Linked DNA regions of Homo sapiens: region 1 is linked to region 2. A link is an interaction called in ENCODE POLR2A ChIA-PET data of the cell type or tissue named here. Cell type or tissue: Caco-2. All regions are shown on one strand. Each heading gives the region's core, and the rest is flanking DNA. Links, peaks and the distances in the headings are about the cores only. Region 1 overlaps CADM1 (cell adhesion molecule 1). Region 2 has its middle 45 kb from the start of CADM1.

The links. Peaks named below come from ENCODE experiments on the same cell type or tissue, not always from the same donor. Only the 100,000 strongest peaks of a DNase experiment are listed, where the experiment ranks them.
Region 1: POLR2A ChIA-PET joins it to region 2 with 8 read pairs; 3 of 35 experiments call an interaction of 5 or more read pairs at or near these places.

The regions. Positions count from the first base shown.
Region 1 is chr11:115,487,748-115,492,747 of GRCh38, reverse strand. All of the region lies in intron 1 of CADM1 (cell adhesion molecule 1), which reads left to right. Among named protein-coding and RNA genes, the nearest start is that of CADM1, 14 kb to the left of the region's middle. In Caco-2, for the core only: no CTCF peak of the experiment used is centred there; DNase peaks (open chromatin) are centred at 2,228, 3,077 and 3,647; H3K4me3 peaks cover 209 bases.
Region 2 is chr11:115,543,824-115,554,536 of GRCh38, reverse strand. No RefSeq gene overlaps it. Among named protein-coding and RNA genes, the nearest start is that of CADM1, 45 kb to the right of the region's middle. In Caco-2, for the core only: CTCF peaks have their summits at 5,658 and 7,336; a DNase peak (open chromatin) is centred at 5,486.

The DNA.
Region 1 (5,000 bases), core at 1-5,000, 59 kb after region 2:
CATTCCTTATTTGTGTTTTCTTTCTCCCATGGTGAAAACTCTGTTTCCCAGTGATAGCAACGTCTTTTTAGTACAAAATAGTTTTGGAATTACTCCACCAAGACCATTGTAGACAACAAATCTACCAAGTAGAGCGCAGGATTTTTTGCCACTCTTTTTGTCTTTAAAATAGATCCCACTGAGGGTAGATGAGTATCATGTTCACAAATTTACAGATTAGTTTTTTTGTGTGTGTGTTATGTATCAATAGGTATACAGTTAGGATCATTTATTTCTGTTTATATTTTGTTTTAATTTCTTTCCTATCATTGTTGATTTATAATTTGAACATATAACTCATTAACGTGGCTCAAAATCAAAACTGTCCATTCTCATTTCGTTCCCTATGTTTTTTGTACCATTCCCACCCAACTTCCTATAGTTGCCAATTTCATACATTTCTTGTATATCCTTTCAATTTTTCCTTTTGAAAATATAATGAGTAGTGTTCTATTCTCTTAAACTTTCACACAGCCTTTGTTAATATCTGCCTATAATATGTATTATTTGACAAATCCTAGGTTCTCGTATTTGTTATGATGACCTTCCTCCTCATTTGGCTGTATTTTACTTTAGAAGCCTTTTGTTTTTATTTATTTAATTATTTATTTTTATTTTACTTTAAGTTCTAGGGTACATGTGCACAACGTGCAGGTTTGTTACATAGGTATACATGTGCCATATTGGTTTGCTGCATCCATTAACTCGTCATTTACATTAGGTATTTCTCCTAATGCTATCCCTCCCCCTGCCCCTCACCCCATTACAGGTGTATGATGTTCCCTGCCCTGTGTCCAAGTGTTCTCATTGTTCAATTCCCACCTATGAGTGAGAACATGCAGTGTTTGGTTTTCTGTCTTTGTGATAGGTTGCTCCAAATGATGGTTTCCAGCTTCATCCATGTCCCTGCAAAGGACATGATCTCATCCTTTTTTATGGATGCATGGTATCGCATGGTATATATGTGCCACATTTTCTTAATCCAGTCTACCATTGATAGACATTTGGGTTGGTTCCAAGTTTTATTCCAAGTTTGGGTTGGTTCCAAGTTACTATTTTCACTTTTCTCCCATTTCTTCCTTCCAAGTTCATAGTTTTACTTGGATAGTGGAAGGAATTCATTTTTTATTTTCTTTTTTTTTTGAGATGGAGTCTTGCTCTGTTGCCCAGGCTGGAGTACAGTGGTGCAATCTTGGCTCACTGCAGGCTCCCCGCCGCCAGGTTCATGCCATTCTCCTGCCTCAGCCTCCCGAGTAGGTGGGACTGCAGGCACCCACCACCTTGCCAGGCTAATTTTTTGTATTTTTAGTAGAGATGGGGTTTCACCGTGTTAGCCAGGATGGTCTCGATCTCCTGACCTGATGATCTGCCCACCTCGGCCTCTCAAAGTGCTGGGATTACAGGCATGAGCCACTGCGCCCGGCCTTTTTTTTCTTTTAATTCATCAAGTTACTTGCAAGAAAATAAGGATTGCCCTTTTCATACAATATAACGTGTCTCTGATATTTAATAACCATGCCTTACCTTGCTTCTGATCGGCTGTCTTTTTTTAACCCTTCTCCTTATCCAATAAGTTGGCAAATAAATGCCTCAAACCCCAATTCTTCCAACTTTTTTTTTTAATTGCAGTATAATTTACTTTTAAGTGCACAACCAAGATGTCTTTTGCATTTAAACCTCAGACTATGTTCTAAAAGTGCCTCTTGGACATCTCAGTCCGGATGTTCCAGTTATCTCAAATAATATGAATGACAAAACAGCAGTTATATTTAGTGTCTGTATTCATGATCTCATTTAATCCTCACTGTCACCCTATAGTTACCACTGTTGCCCCATTTTACAGAAGAGGAAGAGGAGAGGACAGTAATAGGTCCCTTGTCCAAGAAACACAAATGGTAAGTATCAGAACCAGGATCTGAACTATATCTATGTTCAAAACCCACAGTTTTAAACACTTAACTGCATTTTCCTAAAATTCAAGACGTCTAAAACTGAACTTCACATCTGTTCTGGCCGGGCATGGTGGCTCTCGCCTGTAATCCCAGCACTTTGGGAGGCCCAGGTGGGCGGATCACAAGGTCAGGAGTTCGAGATCGGCCTGGCCAATATGGTGAAACCCTGTCTCTACTGAAAAATACAAAAATTAGCCGGGCGTGGTGGTAGGCGCCTGTAGTCCCAGCTACTCGGGTGGCTGAGGCAGGCGAATTGCTTGAACTTGGGAGGCGGAGCTTGCAGTGAGCTGAGATCGCACCCCTGCATTCCAGCCTGGGCGACAGAGCAAGACTCTGTCTCAAAAAAAAAAAAAAAAAAAAAAAATCTGTTCTTCCCACATCTCCCTCTATTCCATGTTTCCTATTCTGATGAAGGGTACCACCATCCATCCAATGAGTTAAATAAACCTGGGAGTCCTCATAGAGAATTCCCTCCTTTGTTATCATCTCCCCCTATATTAGCTATAGGTCCTGCCTGTCTTCATTTTACAGACGAGGAAAGTAGACTTACAATGGTATAACAGCCCCTTAATTGTTTCATTTACTGCTAGCCTCATTCCTTGTAATGCATCCTTAACACTGATTCTAGAGGAATCTTCCTAAAATACACCTTAGATGTCACTTTCTTGCTCAAAACTTTAAATGTTTTTCTTGGCACCCTAAAGGTGAGGCTTACCCTCTTTCAGTGTGTCCTGCAGTGTCCTTCATGCTTGGCCTCGCCGGCTCTCCACACCATTGTTTTTGCTTTAGGACTACCAGAGTAAATGTGTCCTGGATGCACCATGCTCTCCCATGCCTCTCTGCTTTTTATATGCTACCTCCTCTACCTTAAGCACCTTAATGTATATGGCTAGTTCCTACATCTCTCTCAAGATTCACCTCAAGCACTGCATTCTGAAAGGAAACTTCCATGATTACTCAGGCTGGTTAGGTATCTTTTCTTTGAACCCTTCTTCTGTACTTCCCTAAGGGCTACTCCTAACTTATCTTCCTCCTTCCTATCAAACAGACTTCTCTGAATGGCCTGAGTCTCTTCTATATGCCCGCTACACATTTCGTCCAACTTGTTTCCACCAATAGACATGTCCTATCCTCATACCTTCCACGTAGGCATATTTAAATCCCATGTATATGTAAAGACCGAAGTCCAGTGTTTTTAAGTCTTACATAATTTCTCAGCTTGAATATGTTTTCCTTTCAACTTCTGTCACAACTTCTCTAACCATTTCATGACATTTAACATTTTTTACACAATTTGATTTCTAATATGTATATATCCTATCCTTTTCATTTCTTATAAATACTGGTTGTTGGGATACAGAATATGCCAAGGCCTTAGTGTCTATGAATTTAATTTAGTGGTGGTCTTATTATCAGCTTTTTTAGGGCTATAATTCTTAGTTGAAGTTGTTTGTTCTCCCATAATGAATGAAGAGCTATCAACGTGCCTGACTTTTGTATCTTGAAGGAATGACTTCTAGTGTGTTTGTTCATACTTGGTTGTTGGGCAATCATTAAAGAGATTTAGTCTAGCAGTCCAGATAAGAGAATCTCTTTCCATTTATTTAATCACTTCACAGTCCTGGGATACCTAGACTTTGAGTCATTGCTGAGGCTATATCGTCACTTTAGAGTTGAAGCAACAAACCAAGAAACTTATCTCTGAGGTCATCTGTTCCTCTTCACCTCAGCTTTCATGAGAGGCTTGTCTTAAAACTGAGATATATATATTCTTAGAAGAGGCATGGTGAACATACGGAAATTTAAACCTCAGGGTAACAGTTTTCCTTGTACAGTAATAAAGATGTATCTGGAGTCAGTGGCTACAGGATCAAAAAATAGATCACAGTAATCGGATCAAACCTGAGAAATGGCTTTTTGCTGTGTTTAAAAAAATGACATGGGTAAGGCAGTCTGTTTTGTGGCGATGCTTCCACTATTTGTGTGACTATACAGTCTGTGAAATAGGACTGGCAAAGTTAAGCTTATAAAGTTAATTGCCTACAACTGATCTAGCTTTAAACAGAAAGTAGGTTTCCTTTTGGTCTTGTGTAGAAGAGGGGAGAGATTTCATGTGTAGGCAGAGAGAGTATGTGTTTGCTAACATTACCTTTTAATTTAGGAGAAGTTTGGAGTTTGTTCTTTCCTGTGAATATAGAGGTGGAACCACTCTAACCAGAGTTTATTGCTGTAATATTTTTTAAATGCGTTTGTAACACTGATGTATCTGTGACCTTGTGAAGGAGTTTTTGAGAGGAGGGGGTGGCAAGCCCTTTTTCTCACTGTCATAAGTGATGCCTACTCAATAACTCTAACTTCCTGACATTATTGGGAGGGGGAGGAGGGCCTCTCATAACTTGTTTTTGTATGACTTAGTTCTAAAGTGTTCCCTTCATAGTCACATCCATCCATTTAGACTTCCCTTTTCCCTGCCTAAGGCTTGCATCCAGCCTAGTCTGTGTTTGGTACTTTAAATGCTTTGAATTATGGAGAATCTTAGTATTTTATTGATGCTTGCCTTGTAGCTACATAGCTCTATATTGTCTTAGGTTACACAGCTTGCATTTCTTAGGCATTGTGAGTGGATTATTGCAATTAGTTGAAGTTTTGAGAGGAATGCTATGTCTTCCTTGATTTCTACCAAGTGCCATATTCTTTTTCTTGGTAGATTTTTTTTTTTTCCAGGGATTGCCTTTTAAAGGACCTTTTAAGTTAGAGGCATTAACCTTTCTTTCCATCATAACTCTCAGCAGATATATCTTTTTCAGCATGACCTACTGTCAAGTAAATAATGATTTGATGGCAATGTTCAAGAAAAATTGTATCTTTGAAATACAAATTTTTGTCAGTGTCTTAATGTATAGTATATGATTGGTATTATCCAAGAAGAAGAAAAGATGAATCAATTTCTTCTAGAATTAGGTGGCTAATGCTTCAAGCATCCTATTTAAAAACAATTACATGTAGGCC
Region 2 (10,713 bases), core at 3,135-8,134:
AATTCTGAATTCTTAAACATATGTGGTCCTAAGGGAGTTTGTTAAAGGTTGGTCAGCATTCCTCTTTACACCAGATGCAGGGCCCAAGCCACTGCTGTTCCTTCCTACCTAGGAATATACAAAAAGTGTTCATTCCCTACTGGCTGTGAGGCAGTTGCCCATCTCCACAACAAATCATAAAGACTCCCAACCCCAGGGTAGCAAAATTAGCCCTTTTCGCCATTCAGAGACTCAGTCTCTTACTACACCTAGATAGTTGATTCTTGGCAAATCTGGACAGAAAGGGCAATAAAAGCAATTCAAGGCCAGGCGTGATGGCTCATGCCTGTAATCCCAGCACTTTGGGACGCCGAGGCAGGCGGCTCACTTGACGTCAACAGTTCGAGACCAGCCTAGCCAACATGGTGAAACCCTGTCTCTATCAAAAATTGGCTGGGCTTTGGGGTGGGTGCCTGTAATCCCAAGTACTTGAGAGGCTGAGGCAGGAGAATTGCTTGAACCCGGCAGGCAGAGGTTGTGGTGAGCCAAGATCGTACCACTGCACTCCAGCCTAGGCAACAGAGCAAGACTCCATCTCAAATATATATATTTGAGATATATATATAAAATGATATATATATTTGAGATGTATATATAAAATGATATATATATTTGAGATGTATATATAAAATGATATATATATTTGAGATGTATATATAAAATGATATATATATTTGATTATATATAAAATGATATATATATTTGATATATATCAAACATATATACACACATATATGTATATATTGCTCCTGAATAAGTAACACTTTTATTTGCTGAGCACCTATTATGTGCCATGCCCTTTACATACACCCTGAACCTCACAACAATAATGAAGAAAGTACTATTATTCCCCACTTTATAGTTTTTTTTTTTTTCAGAGGTGGGGGTGGTTGGGAAGAAAAAGTTTCGCTATGTTGCTGAGGCTGGACTGGAACTCCTGGACTCAAGTGATCCTCCCTCCTCAGTTTCCCAAGTAGCTGAGACTACAGGCATGAGCCACCTGACTCAGCCCCACTCTAGAGATTTGTAAACAGGAACATAGAAATGATGGGAACTCAAATTCCAGTCTGATTTCAAAACTACTGCTTTTTCCTCTGTAGCCTTGCTTGCTGACTTTCATAAAACCATAGAAAAAATACGAAAAGGGAAAGCTTATTTAAATTTATTTTAGTCCCATTGTCTATTATATTTGAAGCATGTGGTATTATCTCTTTTAAGACTCAAGCCCTACATAGGGATCAACTTGCAAGTCTGGGAAATGGCCACTTTGTCAGGTGCCAAATATTCTCTACGTGCTAGTGTTCTCAGAAAATGACATTGACCTTTATTACTCAGTCACTTCTCCCTTTAATCCTTCCTCAATCTCTTGCAACTCGATTCGTGGGAGGAGTTTTAGAACCGCGGTGGTGGTGGAGGTGGTTGTGTTTGGGGGGGGCGTATTTTGTAGCTGTGCGCCTAGTTCGGTCTGATGAGATCATTTGAGCGTAAAGGTCAGGAAAGGAGATCTGTTAACCTTGGCCCTGGACCCACTGGTGAATGTTCAGGGTTATGCTCCTCCAGCGCATGGCATGCTAAGCCAGGCACAAGGCTCTATCCAGGACAACCCACCTTTCCTCAAGCCAAAAGGAAAAAATCAAAGGCAGCAAAAAAGATCAAAAAGCAAGTGTCCAAAACCAGAGAGAGCAACTCGCCCTCCCTCGCGACACCCGATGAGACAAAGACCATGAAGTAAAGGTGTCATGCAGCCCTCAGATTAATGTACACTATGCAGAAATGGTCAGAGTCCTCCTTTCCCCCATAATAGGATGCCCAGGAAGCCTCACAATGAATGCTTCAGTCAACAAGATAGCACGAACTCAGCCTGGCTGGCGGTGCATTGTTTATCGGCTACCTAGGGCTTTGGATTATGAAAAGATGTCTGAAAGACACTTTGTTATCTCATTGTACTTCTGCAAGTCACCACTCAGTTCCATGAGCAGCATTGCTCCTCTTAGAACTCCTGACTTTTGATTTGAGGATGTGATTGTTCGTTAGACTGATAATAGTAGGCTTAAAACCCAAGGGTAGAAAGCCAGGCCTGTGGTTGCCTGCAAAATGGAGGTGCAGCTGGGGCTTCTGACAGGCCCTGGTGAATTCCAGGCAGCTTGCCAGGTGGCATGGCTGTCAGTGATCCATGAGGTCGCCAAGGTATGAATCAACGTTGGCAGCATCCATGGTTGCATCCATAATATAGATGGTTCATGTAGCATGTCACAGGCCAATGAGAAAGTGACTTGTCTTGGAGGTTTTTTTCTTTTTTTTTTTTTAATCCCAGTAGCAGAGAAAGTGATCATCCAAGAAACGGAGAGTATGAAACAGCCCTATCCAGGTGGGATCCTCCTGTGGCTCTGAAATGTGGCCACGGAGCAACTTATATGCTGGCCACTGTGTCCCAAATTATCCAGAAACTCTGATCTCCTTCTGGGCCATAGATATCTAAGTCCATTTTCCTGCTCTACTTTCTCAGTAACAACTCACAGACAAAGTAAAGATTAGAAGAGACCCTAGAGATTATCTTGTCTGATACCAACATTTTACAGATGGAGAAACTGACCAGCAAGAGGATGTGAATTTTCCAAGGTCACAGAGCACGCCATGAGAAGACAAGATGGAAGTCATCTCTCCTGGTTCCCAGTGCTTTCCTTACTACTCCTCACTCAGAAACAAAGGCCCCCAAATTTTCTAATCCTGCCAAAGAAACACGTATATAAGAAAATGTAACTTAAAGTGAAAAGATGTTCTAGAATGCTAATGACAATAGCTGATGACTACTGACTTGAATATAGAGATAGCTTGACACTAACAAAATCAAGTGCTATGAGTGAATGAATACGATGATAATAGACAAGTCTACATAATATATTTTTCATGAGCAAATGAGAGGATATGAAATATATATTATGGATGATGGTGTTAACATCACATTTATTTACTTTGCAGCAATCTGATTCTCTGAGCATTATAGTTTCTCTACAACCAAAATGGCTATGATTCTCTGAATCTTGAAGTTGGTCCCAAACTTCCACAAATGCAGCTAAGGGTCTGTCCCCGCCCTCACTGCCACACACTCCACACCCACACCCATTGAAAGATGACTTCAAAAGAGAGGTCTGGGCCAGGTGTGGTGGCTCACACCTGTAACCTCAGCACTTTGGGAGGCTGAGGCGTGCAGATCGCTTGAGCCTAGGAGTTTGATACCAGCCTGGGGAATATGGGAAAACTTCGTCTCTACAAAAAATACAAGAATTAGCCAGGAGCTAAGGTAGCCTCCTTACCTGGAGGATCACTTGAGCCCAGGAGGCAGAGGTTGCCGTGAGCTGAAATCGTGCCACTGTACCCCAGCCTTGGCAACAAAGCAAGACCTGTCAAAAAATAAATAAATAATAAATAAAACAGGTCCGTATTTTTAACAAACTGGTGAACCAGTAAAGAACCCTGTCCCCACCGCCCCTCATCGTGTGCTGTCATCTGATTCTTAGCTTGTTCCCATTATGCTGTGGTATCCTTCCCAAAGCACCTCCCCTCCCTCCCTGCCATAACTGTATTCACACATTCAAGTCGGCCAGCGTTTTTAGAGCCCTGAATACAGCACAGCCCAGGGCTGAACGCCAGAGAATTCCTCGGGGATCCCACACACCCTTCAACTCAGGGAGAAGCAGGGGTCACCCCCCATTCTTTCAGTGAAGGCCTGCCTGCGTCCTCTGCCAATGGTGGCAGCAGCTCCCTGCGAGGGCGTCCCTCTCTCTACGTCTCGCACTGAGGAAGGCAAAGTTAGACTGACAACAACACTAACAAAGATTAATTCCTGTGTCTGATGAGAGTTAATTTCTCTGATTAGAGGACTCTCAAAAATGTGCAGTGACTAAATCTTGACTGGAAATTTTCAAGTGGCAGAACGGCCGGGCAAAGAGCCCCAGTCACACACCAGTGACTTAGAGGGCCTCCGTGAGACCAGGCAGTGTATGAGTAAGACAGGTATGTGAGATAAACCCACGAGGGCAGGCCGCTCTGGCCAGCTAGGTCTTTATGCATTTATCCATTTCATTCCACTTATTATTTGTTGTGTATTTTCCTTTACAGAGCTTCTTGTAAGATCTGGTCTGAAACCAGACCAGAAAGTATTCAGAAAAATAGGAGGATAGGTGGGGAAGCCCCATCCACCTGGAGAAACATTATCTGTTCTGACGGAAATTGGCAACTAACAGCTAGCTGTCGTGCTGGTCCATCCACCCATCCTCCAGAAGTGTGCTTAGGGTCATGGAAGAGGAAGAAGATGATGGAAAGTGGAGATGAACGACTTCTAGACTGCTTTCTGACGAAGGGCATGTGCACGCCTGTAGAACAGGTAGAAAAGGCCATCTGTCTAGAGTCAGTGAATATTCAGAATGACACTCCTCATGGGCTTTGTGGTCAGAGGGAAAACTGGAGGTGGCTGGGAAGAAAGACTGCGAGCCTGGAAGGCAGACTGACTTGAACTGGAACTCTGGCTCTATCATTCATATGTTTGTGGACCTGCAAAAGGCACATACTTATGAGAGACGCCATTACATCACCTAGAAAGTGAAAATCCTTCCCATCTACGTAGATTTCTCCGCATATAGAACTTGCAAAAGAGCCTGGCAACCAGGGGTCCTCCTTCCCCCGTGCCATTCCTCACCTTTGGGGCCTAACAAGAAAAAGTTCCTCTGGCTTCTCTCTGGGGAGACATGGAAGGCTCTGAAGTCTCCTACTTGTAGAAAATTCAGCAGGTGGGGGACAGAGGGAGGAGCTACTTTTCCTTTTCTCTCACATCAGCCTTTCCTTTCATTTCCCAACCCGCTGTTTGTCCTACCTGTCGGTCATCCATCTCATAAATGTATATTAAGCACTCACCAAGGGCCTGGAGCTGTCCATAATGTGGTGCTCCAGGTCCTTTTAGTAGCTGACCCCCCTCCAAACTCGTTTATCAATTCCATCAACGTTTATTGGGAGTCTATTTTGTGCCAGGCACCAAGCTACATCCCAAGGATAGGGAGACAGGGTTCCTCTCCTATGGCGTCCACAGTGTGTCGATGAAAAAGAAGCTAGCTTTGGTCAGAGGCAGTTTGTTCCTTGGGGTCCAGGATATGAGTGCCCAGCGCTCCCCTCCTAAACTGGGCTAGTCCAGATGTAAAGCTGCAGTCAGCACACTGCTAATGGGGCTTTGAAAGTCTCTGCTTTATTAGGGCAGCCAGGAAAGCCGATTTCAGCTGCAAATGCCTTCATTGCCTCCCCAGCAGAAATGGCTAATACCTGCTTTCTGGGACGTGCTCATCAAAAGGAGACTCTCAAAGCCCCATTAGCAGTGTGCTGACGCTGGCTGTATATCCTGAAAGGGCAAAGTCCAGCCGAGTGAAAGGAATCCAGCCTATTTGTCAACACTAGAATGAATCAGAGCTCCCCCGGCTCCACCTTCCCAGCCCACCACCCCCTCTTACTTCCTCCCTCTTACCTGGTCCACAGGGCCAGAATTACAATTTCTCAGCAGGGGGCTCTGCAGTCCTGTAACCCACACACTCCCCCTCCTTCCTCTGGCTCACCATCTCCTCTTCCTGCCATTCTCAATTTATCCCACAAGCCTGCAGATGCCTAAACAAGCATAGAACTGTGTGCCCAGGACTTTCCACTCTGCCCTCACCTGAACCCCACCACGAGAATCTTGGGCCATCACCATTGCCTTAAGTGGTCACCCAGGCTCCTAGAATCTGGGGAAGGGGCTAGCCCAACTACTACCCAACAGAGGAATTTCTCCCACAACATATGGGCATTTGGTCTCCTCGGAGTGAAGATGGTTATTACCATAGAGCCTTGGAAACAGACCCACCTGGGGGCCCAGCCCAGCGCACAAGCTGTGGGACCCTGCTAGTGCATATTAGGCTGAAAGAAAGATGCTGTGAACCCCAAGAAGATTATCTCCCTTGAGATTTTTACCAGACAGCTGCCCCCCATCCCAGCCCTCATATAACCTCATCTCAACTTCTGCAATCATCCAGTCTCATGTTTAAAAGATGTCCAGTACCAAGAAATACTGGCCTCATCTTCTCCTTGGGGGCCCCCCAAGAAAAAAGGACAGGACAGGAAATGAGATTCTCTCAATTTTGTTTACTGTCTCATTATTAATAGACAAGCAGGGTGAAGTGGACCTCGAAGGAACAGGAGTCATTAGAGAGTCTCATAACAAAAATAATATTTTGACCACACTGAGAACATCCTGCTATGCTGTAGGCATGTGTTAGCCTCTGGATATACAAGGCTGAATAACAAACTTGACCCCTTACATTGAGGACTCATGGCTTAGGGGTGAAGACAGACACAAATAAAAATTATATGTGGTCTGACACTTGCTTTCTTAGCCATCTGAACAAACAGCTTTGTTTTATTCCTCATCTTACTTGTGTTGGCCATTGTTGACCACTACCTCTTTCTTGAAATTCTCTAGTTATTGAGCTTCTGGTTTCACTTTCTCTTGGGTCATCTTTACTTCTGAGACCACTCCTCAGTCTCCTTCATTGCATCTCCTTCTCTGCTTGCCCCTTAAATATTGGTATCCCCTAAAGAATCCATTTCTTCCTTCTTTGCCACTCAATTTGCAGCCTACATTCTCTCTGCAAAATATCTTTTGCTCCTAAATACAGACGGCTCCCAAATCCATATCTCCTACCTGGACTTTTTCTGAATGACATCTCCAGAACATATATTTGTTGGAAAAACATTTCTTTGGTATACCATGTACCAATAACAGTCTATGTGCTTTATAAGTATTGACCCTAATTTACTCTTTTTTTTTCTTTTTTTCTTTTTTTTTTTGAGGTGGAGTCTTGCTCTGTCACCCAGGCTGGAGTACAGTGGCGCAATTTCTGCTCACTGCAAGCTCCACCTCCTGGGTTCTCACCATTTTCCTGCCTCAGTCTCCCAAGTAGCTGGGACTACAGGCGCCTGCCACCACATCTGGCTAATATTTTGTATTTTTAGTAGAGGCGGGGTTTCACCGTGTTAGCCAGGGTGGTCTCGATCTCCTGACCTTGTGATCTACCCTCCACAGCTTCCCAAAGTGCTGGGATTACAAGCGTGAGCCACCGCGTCCAGCCCTCATTTACTCGTAACAACATAACAACTCCATGAGGTGGGTGCCATTATTATCCTCATCTTAAAATCAGGAAATGGGGGCATAGAGGGATTACCTAACATAAGATCACACAGCTTATGAACAGCAGGGGTGAGTTCCAAACATGCGTGGTCTGCCTCTAGAGGCTACCATGCCACACTACCTCTCCATTTCTACAAATTACAGGAATATGAAACCTATTTTGGCAAATACGAACTTGCTTACACATTCTCCTCCAGTCTCCTCTTCCATCTATATAACTCAACTTTCCACTTTGGTTAATAGCATCCTCATCAACTCAGTCTCAAAGAAAGAAAACACCTAGTACATAAAAAATGTTCAGTGAAGGCTTCTGAATTGAGTTGAACTGTCCTAAATGGAATTGAATTGAAGTATGGAACTCAGGATGGGAATTTCCATTGGAGAACTGGGGAAGACTTTAGAGAAGAGTTGACATGTGAGATGAGAAGGGTGTATACAGAACCTTGCATTTTAGCATTGTGAGGGGATAAGAGATCAGGCAGTTCAATATTCTCATGTCACAAATGGTAAATCTCAGGTAGGTGAGAGGAACCTGGGATGCAAACAAGTCTAGAGCCCAGTGTGGGAGGAGCACTAGCTCCTTACTACTCAAGGCTGGTCTACAGACTGGTGGGACCAGTGGTATTGGCAGTACGTGGAAGCTTGCTCTGAGGTTCTCCCATAGGCCTACTGAATCAGAAACTGCATGTTAATGAGATCTCCAGATAATTTTTCTTCACATTAAAGTTTGAGAACTATTGGTCCAAGACAGTTTTTATAATGGGCAATGGGATCATATTATTTAGCCAAACTTCATAGAATCCTAATGATTTTATTTCCTCTGGAACACCTCTAAATTTTTGGAAATATACCTCTCCCCTCACCTGCACCCCATGGAGATTAAAATCAATAAATATGATTGCATGCATGCATTCTTTACTGTGTAGAAAAGGCTTTATCCTGAACAGCTCAAAGGAGACACAGCTATTAATGATGTTGGTAAATGTTCAGCAGTTGATTTTGGTGGGAAGTGGGAGAGAAAGAAAGAGGATGGTTTCATCTGTGGTGTTAACCCAACCCCAAGCATTTATGGTTGGTTGATGAGGACACTGGGCCTGCTACAAGTTAGTCATAGGCACAAGGAAGGGAGTGAAAAAAGAAATTGTTGGAACAAACTGATCTGATTAACATGGTCCAAGTGGGTGTTGGTTAAAATCCTAGAATCTGGAACTACTGGGATGATCTAGGCCTCAGAGTACGAATGAGACCTAGATGAAAATTAGAGGTGATAGAAACTTGGCCAGTGCACTAAGTACAAAGGAAGCCAAGATCTTGAGGCTTGGGCTGGCATTGAGAATGGATGCTGTTTGGATGGAAGGCATAACAGGCTGAGTAGGACCAATGATGGATGGTGGCAAACAAGGTCAGGAATCAAGGGAAAGTGGAAAAGCATGGGCTCCGTGTAAGTAAGAAGGAAATAGTTAATTAGAATAAAACTAGCTTTAGCCACAGCTGCTGTGGCTGAGGGCCATTTGCTGGTTGGACTCAGGATGCAACCATACAGGAAAGAGCTACTAATGGAAGGGGGAAGTCTTCCAGGCAGCTCTTCACCCAAAAGTTACTCTTTTCCTGTTTAAACCCATGGAAGATGATAAAACCCCTTCTACAACAGCTGGGAAAGACATTCACAGACATCCACAGACATTTTGTAGAGGGATTTTATTGCAGAAGGCATTCACAGAACAGGTTTACATTGGAAGAGAATTGTACCTCGTGAAATTCCTGCATTCGCATGAATATGTGTGATAGCAAATGGCCGAAATATCTAAAGTAGAAGAAACACAGGGAGACATCTGTATACTCTAGAGTGAACAGTTGGAGGCAGACTACGGTTCTGCAGTTGGCCTATCAGCTCTACTGCAAGGAAGTGACGGGTCCAAATTAACAGTGGCAGGAGCTGCAGAAGAAGACTTGTTGTCAGTGCTGATGCAGCAGGACAAGAAGAGGGTTCAGAGCATATCAGACCAAACTGGCTAGGGGGACAGGACCCAACCAGAGTTCTGCGGGTCTCCTAGATGCAGCAGTTAACTATAAATAAACCATATTGTTCATTCCAGGAAGTCAGGTAAGTCTTGAAGTAATCCACCTTGTTGCTGTCCCTGTAGAGTTTAGAGTCAAGAATCCACTCAAGTATTAACAAGCAGATGGGTATGATCTCAGAGACAGAAGATCAAGGAGGCAGCACCCTTAGACACGGTGCCTAACTGGCCTGTCCCTTTCCTTCTCTTCCTCTCCTGCTCTCATCTCTAACCTCCTTTCTTTTCTTTTCTTTTTTTCTTCAATTTTCTCCTTTTCCTTGGCCTTCTTCTGACTCTTCTGGCTATAAAATGAAACAAAGTTTGTATTTTATTGTTTATTACAAAGAATTTTATGTTTCCTGGTTTGGGTTTAGAAAATGCCCTAGTGGAATAGCTTTATTTATTTATACATTTAAATAGACTAAATTAACCGGATTTTATGTTTTATGTGCCTACCCACACTGCCTTTGCCCTAAGAGATGGCACTTTCAATGCCAAAATGGCATCCACCCAGGTCTGTTACTAACATAGCATTTGCAAAGGCTGTTTACAGAGAAATAGTGTTGTAGATGCCTTCTGAGCTTGCCTAGTAAACCCAGCCCTTCAGAGGGTAACACAAAACCTCTTATCTAACACAATGGACTGGGGACAAAGCCAGGACACAAAGACAGACAGTCATGTAGTGATTCGACTCTGTCCACTGATTCTGGGGACATCTCTGTTTGAAGGTCACAAAATTCTTACCTGCTCACCTCTTAAATCATCTGCTTCTGTCTGCAGGTGGTGACAGAGACTCCAGAAAACTAAAATAGTCATCTTTCAAGGTTAACAAGGAGCTGCTTAGAAGCCTCAGCATGACTGCCAATAGCCAATTCACAGGGAGCTGTCACTGCTCCCCCGAGGAAGGGTTTCAGTTAATGAAGAGATGGGGCTGGGGTGGCTTCCTATGAAGAACCAGCTGTTTGGCTTCCTGTGTTGGAGCCCTATGCTGAAGGCAAAGGGAGTGGGCTGTTGCCATTCCCCCAAGCAGAACAGACCAGAATGGTCCCTGTGAGGTGTCTGCAACCAGGGAAAACTTGCTACAATCTGAGGCTCATTCAGTGAAATCCATTGTCCTCTCCCATGAGAGGGGTTCTCAATTAAATTTCTCCTGAGGTCCTTTTTCTCCCCTAGTGATCCATTTCTTGCAAGGTTTTTTTAATCTCTCGGATACTGCAAGGTTGAATCAAATAAATACTGTAATTCTAGTTTAGGTTCCGATTTATGCAATGCCCTTTACTGAACATAATACTCAGTTTTCTTATTTGTAAAATGAGGGAGTAGGCAAATACAAAAGGGCAGCACATTAACTCAGTCCTACAAGAATACTGTCAGGATTTTTTTTTTTATGAGAGTTAACAGACTAATGAAAAA